Linked DNA regions of Homo sapiens: region 1 is linked to region 2. A link is a contact called in ENCODE Hi-C or POLR2A ChIA-PET data. All regions are on one chromosome and are shown on one strand. The core of a region is the stretch at or near the end of the contact, and the rest is flanking DNA. Distances in the headings are between cores, read along the strand shown. Region 1 overlaps SLC22A2 (solute carrier family 22 member 2). Region 2 holds the start of SLC22A3 (solute carrier family 22 member 3).

The links. Hi-C counts contacts between places; a loop is a spot of excess contacts on that map. ChIA-PET counts read pairs that join two places held with the same protein, here RNA polymerase II (POLR2A). Pooled maps may share reads with other maps.
Region 1: a loop to region 2 is called in a map of ascending aorta, with 2.4 times the contacts of the local background. The contact joins the enhancer-like site here to the promoter of SLC22A3 in region 2. A Hi-C loop is called at or near these places in 5 of 168 maps with a recorded cell type or tissue (Caco-2, aorta, ascending aorta and 2 more) and 5 of 50 pooled maps. POLR2A ChIA-PET finds 5 or more read pairs at or near these places in 2 of 52 experiments (OCI-LY7 and WTC11).

Annotation. Positions count from the first base shown.
Region 1 is chr6:160,237,022-160,240,616 of GRCh38, forward strand. All of the region lies in intron 9 of SLC22A2 (solute carrier family 22 member 2), which reads right to left. Among named protein-coding and RNA genes, the nearest start is that of SLC22A2, 20 kb to the right of the region's middle. RefSeq lists enhancers at 2,215-3,110, 3,111-3,595. Within about 2 kb of position 1,895, at least 4 of the 41 ENCODE cell types and tissues checked have a DNase peak (open chromatin) inside an H3K27ac peak, as active enhancers do; they include ascending aorta, where a contact is called at or near this core.
Region 2 is chr6:160,346,743-160,350,551 of GRCh38, forward strand. It overlaps SLC22A3 (solute carrier family 22 member 3), which reads left to right and starts at 1,636. Exons shown (of 11, transcript NM_021977.4): 1 at 1,636-2,106. The coding sequence starts at 1,678.

The sequences.
Region 1 (3,595 bases), core at 645-3,144, 110 kb before region 2:
TAGCAAAAATGGGAAACTGGAGAGAGAAAAATTATGTTTCAAGAACAATGGTATACCTGTTATTATATTCTAGTCTCATCAGTTGTTTTAAGCTTTTCTTCCTGCACTTTAGACTGACCCTGCTCATTCCAACGAGTGATTCCTGCAGTTCAGAAGAAACAAGAGGGATGGGTAATATAAAAATCTGGATCAATATTCTAATTCTGGGCTCATTGGAATCAGGTAGTGACCCCATATCAGCATGGTTTCAACAATTGCCAGGTTCATGGAAAGCCTTCTAATTTAGTTTGCTTGGGATAATTTTGCTTATTTTTCTTTACTGTTGTGGAACATATTGCCGTTTTACTCTTTGTGTAGGAATACACAAAGGGTTGTGCAGGATAAGCTTACCAAATGTTTTCTTAAATTAAACTCTTATTAATCTTTCAGATATCACTTTTTGTCAGAACTCAGAGTTATGAATGGCCCTCACCATACTGATGCTTTCTGACTGAGCTCCTCTCTACCCTGAATACAAGAGACCCTAATACTTAATCAGAAATATCATCACCCTTAATCAGAATGAAAAAGTTACAGAAGATGGATCTTTGTCTCTCTGCAACCATTAAGATTAAGAGTTCTCTTACAAAAGGGAATGGGGAAATCTCAGAGGTGTTTGAACCAGAGAAACTTTATCTTGAAGAGGGGCTGGGTAAAATAAGGCTGAGACTTACAGGGCTGCATTCCCAGACAGTTAGGCATTCTAAGTCACAGGATGAGATAGGAAGTTGGCACAAGATACAGGTCATAAAGACCTTGCTGATCAAACAGGCTGCAATAAAGAAGCTGGCTACAACCCACCAAAACCAAGATGGCAATGAGAGTGACCTCTGGTTGTCCTCACTGCTACACTCCCACCAGTGCCATGACAGTTTACAAATGCCATGGCAACATCAGGAAGTTACCTTATATGGTCTAAAAACGGGGAACTCATAAATAATCTACACTTTGTTTAGCATATAATTAAGAAATAACCATAAAAATGGGCAACAAGCAGCCCTCAGGGCTGCCCTGCCTATGGAGCAGCCATTCTTTATTTGTTTACTTTCTTAATAAACTTGCTTTCACATCACTCTGTGAACTCGCCCTGAATTCCTTCTTGTGTGAGATCCAAGAACCCTCTCTTGGGGTCTGGATTGGGACCCCTTTCTGGTAACAGAGACAGGCTTGTTATGAGGCTGAAATGAATTAATATTGTCAAAGGCTTAGAATAGTGCCTGGCACATGGTATATACAGTGGAAGTGCCTATTAAATAATTAACCTCTCAAAATGTCTCCAAGCCTCCCAAGATTCACTTGGTTATTGTATTGTAAGTAATGCAAACAAGAAACACATTCAGCTGGCATCTGAATCTCTGAAGTGAGTGAATCATGATGAATACAACTGATTAATAAAATTACCATTCGTTTGGCATTTTATATTTGCAAAGACAGGCCTAGTTAACCAGAATAATCCTTGTTGATTTTTCCAGTGCTCTTTCAGCCAGGATTTTCCAGTGTGTTGACTTTCAGTCTTCTTTGATTATCGTTTTATGGCTATTTCAAGACCACAATTAGCACACCATTATTGTGTGGAAAAGAAAGAGAAAGAAGTTAAAATGAAAAACTATTAGGTTTTCTTTCCACTAGCCACTCATACTAAAGGTTAGTGAGGGAAGAATATGAAATTACTTTCAAGAATAAAATTAGAATTGTCTTTGAGTTTACTTTAAATATTGAAATGTAGTTATAATCCTTTATCTTTCCTGCAGGAAGGTGTCAGGCAGGAACAAGGGTCAATAAAGTACTATTTGTTAAATAGTACTTAGAGAAACATGAAGTTGTCAAAGTTGTTTGAACCAGAGTGACTCTGTCTTGGACAGGGGCTGGGTAAAATGGGGCTGAGACCTACTGGGCTGCATTCCCAGGAGGTTAGGCATTCTTAGTCACAGGATGATAGGAGGTCAGCAAAAGACACAGGGTCACAAAGACCTTGGTGATAAAACAGGAAGTGGTAAAGAAGCTGGCCCAAACCCACCAAAACCAAGATGGCGATGGAAGTGACCTCTGGTCATCCTCACTACTCATTATACACTAATTATAATGCATTAGCATGTTAAAAGACACTCCCACCAGCACCATGACAGTTTACAGATGCCAGATGCCATGGTGATGTCCGGAAGTCACCCTATATAGTCTGAAAAGGGGAGGAACCCTCAGTTCCAGGAACTGCCCATCCCTTTCCTGGAAAACTCACGAATAATCCACTCCTTGTTTAGCATATAATCCAGAAGTAACTATAGGTTACTCAACTGAGCAGCCCATGCTGCTGTTCTGCCTATGGAGTAGCCATTCTTTATTCCTTTACTTTCTTAATAAACTTGCTTTCCTTTTACTCTATGGATTGACCTCGAATTCTTTCTTGTGCAAGATCCAAGAACCCCCTCTTGGGGTCTGGGTCAGGACCTCTTTCCAGTAACGAAGTAACCATCTGCTATCCAGAAATGTCCTGCTGACCCATTAGTCACCCACTGTCCACCTAAGGGAGTGGCCAAGATTGAGTGGTCTCTAACTTCCTCCATGGCAGGAAGGAGGACAGAGGGTTTGATGGGTACCTCCTCATGATGAAAAGAGGGTTCTGAGGACAGTTTCCTTAGCCAGTGTTGGGGGAGAAAGAAATAGGGGTCACATATGTCTCAGGAGTAGCACCAGCTACTCTGTGGCCAAGTTATCTCAGGATAAAGAGCTTGTGCTCTGTCAACTTTGGCCATCTTATTGCTATTAAACTGGATCATGGAGGAATTCATTGCATCTGTTTTGCAGGTAAGTTCCATCAGTGGTTTGGAACTTTTGCTGGCAGATCTAGAGTGGTGGAAAATTTTCCCCCTCACAAATTCCGTGAGAAGAAGGGGAAGAAAAGGAATGAGCAGGGTAGCTGTGTGGGGCATTGGGCAGCCTTAGGAGTGAAGTGGTGGGAGCTTCCCCTGATAACGGAAATGAGTGACTGAGGAAAATGTCCCAGTCAGTCGAGGTTTATTAAGTCAGCTTTAGGGCATGTCCCTGAAAAGCAATGAGCCACAGACACATCTGTGGCTGTTTTTACAAAGAGGCTTTCAGGAGGTTGGTATTTATACATTTCCTTAAAGTAGGGAGGCAGGTAGGGAGAGGGGCAGGTAGGCCGTAGAGGAATGTTTCCATCCTTGTGAGACTTTAACTAGTGCCCAGTTAAATTTACATTTTACATATGATAAGGTGAATGTTTAAAGAGAAAATGGGAGTAAAGAAAAGAATCAATTATGCAGGCCTCTCTGAGTAGGTGGAGGAATGACTGATCTTGTCTTTATTCTGTACATTGGGAAATAAGCTTGCAATCAACATTATCAGTGTGGAATCAGCAGACTTTAGTTTTAGAAGCTAAGCTTAGATTGTAGACCTAAAATTCTTGTCTACAGGAGGCCAGCAAAGAATTTACTTATGAATGACCTGCAGGGGTGGTCCTTTGTAGATAACTGAGGCATGATGTATAATGCTTGTAACAGCTATTCATCTGGAAGAGGGTGTTGCATGACTCAACCTC
Region 2 (3,809 bases), core at 386-2,885:
AAACCCAGCGAGGCCGGTGGCTCTAGATTCTTCTTGGCCTCTCTGAGCAGCCTTTTTTTCCTTCTGGGTAAGGGGCAGGTTCTTCTGTGGAATGGGAGGTCTTAGGACTGCAATCAACAAGGTAGAACAGTTGATTTCTTTATGGCCAGTTTTTACACAGACAAGTGAGGGAAAATCACAGTGATATTTTTGTTTTATGACTGGCTTTGGGGAAAAGCGTTCTGGTTTCGATGGCTAGCCTGGGGGAGAATGGGACCGAGAGACAGGAGGGCAGAAGATGACACAGAGACTGCTTCTGAGGCCTTCATTTTGGCGTATTGTTTTCTGAGCTCCAACATTGGCAAAAGGGGTTCCAAGCCGAGATGACCTAAGAGTACAGGCCTGAGGAGTGAGTGGTGTCCCCGCCATACTGAGGTTCTGAGTCTGGGCCCAGGACATGGTTGCACCGAAAGGCAGGGCAGGAAAGGGGAGCTGGGTTGGAGGGGGACAGACTGAGTCTGGGGTCCAGCGGGCAGTTGAAACTGCTGGTGAGGACATGAGGCCAGTTTGAATCCAAGCAGCCTGGCTTCAAACTCCTTGTTCCGGAGGAGGAACCGCAAGTCCTCCCAAGGCCTTGGAGAAAAGTGAGCTAAAGGCAGAACGTGGGCCGATAACGTGGGGGCGTGGGGGGACCGCGACCCAGCCCGGGGAAGGCGTCCCAGCATGGACCCAGCAGCCTGGGCAGCCTGGGCGGGAAGTTCTGATCGCGCTCTGCCGAATTGGCAGGCGCAATAAGTAAGCGGAAAAACCAGGATTCAAACCAACCACCAACACCCTTCCCTGGCGTTCAGACCGAAGGTGGGTGGGAAGGCCCTGGCGAAGGAGGTCTGCATCAGGCCTGGCCTTGAGGCGATCCCTTCTCACCCCAAACCTCCTGGACGCTGAGCAAGCCCCTTCGCCTGTGTGGGTTGCCCGGCTGCCCTCTGGGGAAAGTTGGGTGATCAAATCCCAAGTTGTAGCTCTCGATGGGTCGAGGGCGATGGCCAGCGCTGTGCTGGGAACGGGCAGCCCTGCCCTGCCCTGCCCTGCCCTGCCCTGCCCTGCCCTGCCCTGCCCCACATGGGCGCAGGAGGCCTCCGCACGCGCAAGGGCCAAGGGCTGGAGGGGGCTCTCCCGGGCACAGGCACCGGACCCGGGGCGCGCGCGCGCGTCCTTAGTCCCCGGGCTGCACTCCGGGCCGCTGAGAGATCGGGTCCCAGAAGTTCCGGGAGTGGTCGGGTGACCCTGGAACTTTCTTCTTCTGGAGCCCGACCTGGGGCTGACTGCAGAGCAGGCTGCTGGCAGGGACCAAAAGGAGCTCCGCGCCAGGCCGGAGGCTGCGCCCGTCACTCGCGGTCCCGGCCGGGTCCCTGGCGCGTAGTCAGGCCGCACCGCCCGAGCCCCACCGCGCGCCCACCCCGGCCGGGTGCGTCCGGCTCGCGGCCGTCCCTCCCGCGACCTGTGGCCCGGGGCTGCTGCGGGCGCCCGGGGAAGAGAGGCGGGGGCCGCGGGGGGCAGGAGGAGCGGCTGCGGCCGGCACAGCGCCAGGGCGAGTGAGGCGGGTGGCGCGGGGGAGGCGGCGGAGTAAAGAGAGGCCGCCGGCTGGGTCCGCGGGTCACTCCGAGGCGCGGGCTGCGGGCGGCGGGCGGCGGGCGCACCATGCCCTCCTTCGACGAGGCGCTGCAGCGGGTGGGCGAGTTCGGGCGCTTCCAGAGGCGCGTGTTTTTGCTGCTGTGCCTGACGGGCGTCACCTTCGCCTTCCTCTTCGTCGGCGTGGTCTTCCTGGGCACGCAGCCCGACCACTACTGGTGCCGCGGGCCAAGTGCCGCGGCGCTGGCCGAGCGCTGCGGCTGGAGCCCGGAGGAGGAGTGGAACCGCACGGCGCCCGCCTCCCGCGGCCCAGAGCCCCCCGAGCGCCGCGGCCGCTGCCAGCGCTACCTCCTGGAGGCGGCCAACGACAGCGCCTCCGCCACTAGCGCTCTCAGCTGCGCGGACCCACTCGCCGCCTTCCCCAACCGCTCGGCTCCCCTTGTGCCGTGCCGCGGCGGCTGGCGCTACGCCCAGGCCCACTCCACCATCGTCAGCGAGGTAAGGGCGCCCCGGCCCTTTGGAAGCCGGCGGGAGAGGACGATGCTGGCTCCCAGGCGGACAAGCCGCGTGTGAGACGCTGGCCGCCAGGGGAGGTCGGTGGAGACGGGGACCGGTCGGCTACCTCTGGGGACAGACAGGATTCAGCGCACCCTTGGAAGTGCCGCGTCGTAAATGCTGGGAAAAGCCTTTCGTTATCTGCCTGAGCCCGTGAGTTAATGCACAGATACTTTGGTTTCGGGTGTGAACAAAAACTTTCTTCGAAGCCGAGTTGTAAACGCCTGGCGCACGCCTGCTCAGGAGTCAAAGACCCAGCACCGCGTTCCTTATCTTTGAGGTGTGCGGGCGCCGTCATTGGAAATTATGGTTAGGTGCGCGATAGGGAACTTCAGTCTCTGGGGTGAGCGACGTTGGCAGTTCCGGATTCGCTTATGGTCTCCAGGGTCAAAGGAAAGGGCGAACCAACGTTTGAAGGCAGCAGCAGCTTTTTTCCAGTTGCCCAAATGGTTACTCAAAATGCAAGGGGACAAAGGTCGAGGCTTTCCCGGGGAATGGTTTTGGTAAAATTGCTTTGGGGCAAAGAGCAACATCTGGGATAAGTTGGGAAAACTGAAGTATTGGATAAATTTTAGTTTTTTTTTCTGGTAATAAATTTTAGGAACATAGCGGGAGGGCCACAGCCTTCCAACGCAAATCCCCAACCCATTTACAGGCGGAGGCTGCTGCCGGCGGGTGGGCGGGGGCGATCCCCACATTTTGGGCAGTCAGTGCATTTGGAAGTTAGGGGAGCTTCCTTCACCCTTGCCCTCAGTAATCTGTTTCTGCATCCTTGCTGAAATGGAAGATTGCCTCTCTGTGAGGTCCAGATATAGAGCAGAGTCACTTTGTAATAATCGGAACTCAGAAACGGCCTCAATTGAGCATGGGTTGCAGAGATGAGCAGTTTTACTGAGCTTTGTCTACAATCACAGCTTAAGTTAATTTTAAAAAAAGATTGAATGTGATCAGGTACATTAGGAAAAAAGGTTTGTCTTTTTTTTGTGATAAACTTTAAAAAATCACCTACTTGAAGAGTGGGGAAAACACTGGATGAGGAGGTAGGAGCGCCCTTTCTGCCGCTGTTGCTGTTGGTCTGGTGAGCTTATCTCGCTGCAGTTGGGAGTGTCGGTGGTTGCAATTGTACATGTTTTATACGCCATGTGCTGGTGTGTTCGCACAGTGGATGGCTCTATGCTATGTGCTCCAGGGATAAAACCCATGGCAGGACAGCCAGGCGATGTGTGTATGTGTTTGGGATCTTTCTGTAACGCCGTGTGCTGCTGTGTTCGCACAGTGGATGGCTCTATGCTAAGTGCTCCAGGGATAAAACCCCCTGGCAGGACAGCCAGGCAATGTGTATGTGTGTTCAGGGTGTTTCTATAATGCCACATGCAAGTGTGTTCGCACACTGAGTGGCTCTATGCTGAGTGATCTCAGGATAAACCCCCCTGGCAAGACAGCCAGGCAATACATATGTGTGTTGGGATCTTTAATTTCTACTTAATCCATGGTAAGGCTGGGGACTGCTTTATAATTGGTGATGGTCTGGTTAGAGATTTCACAGTTGAAAGGACAGGGCATGGACTTGGATGAGAGAGGGCATTATCTCTGTGAGTCGCATCTGTTAGGTGGCTTCTTCCACTCCACTCAGCAGCGCTGCCTAA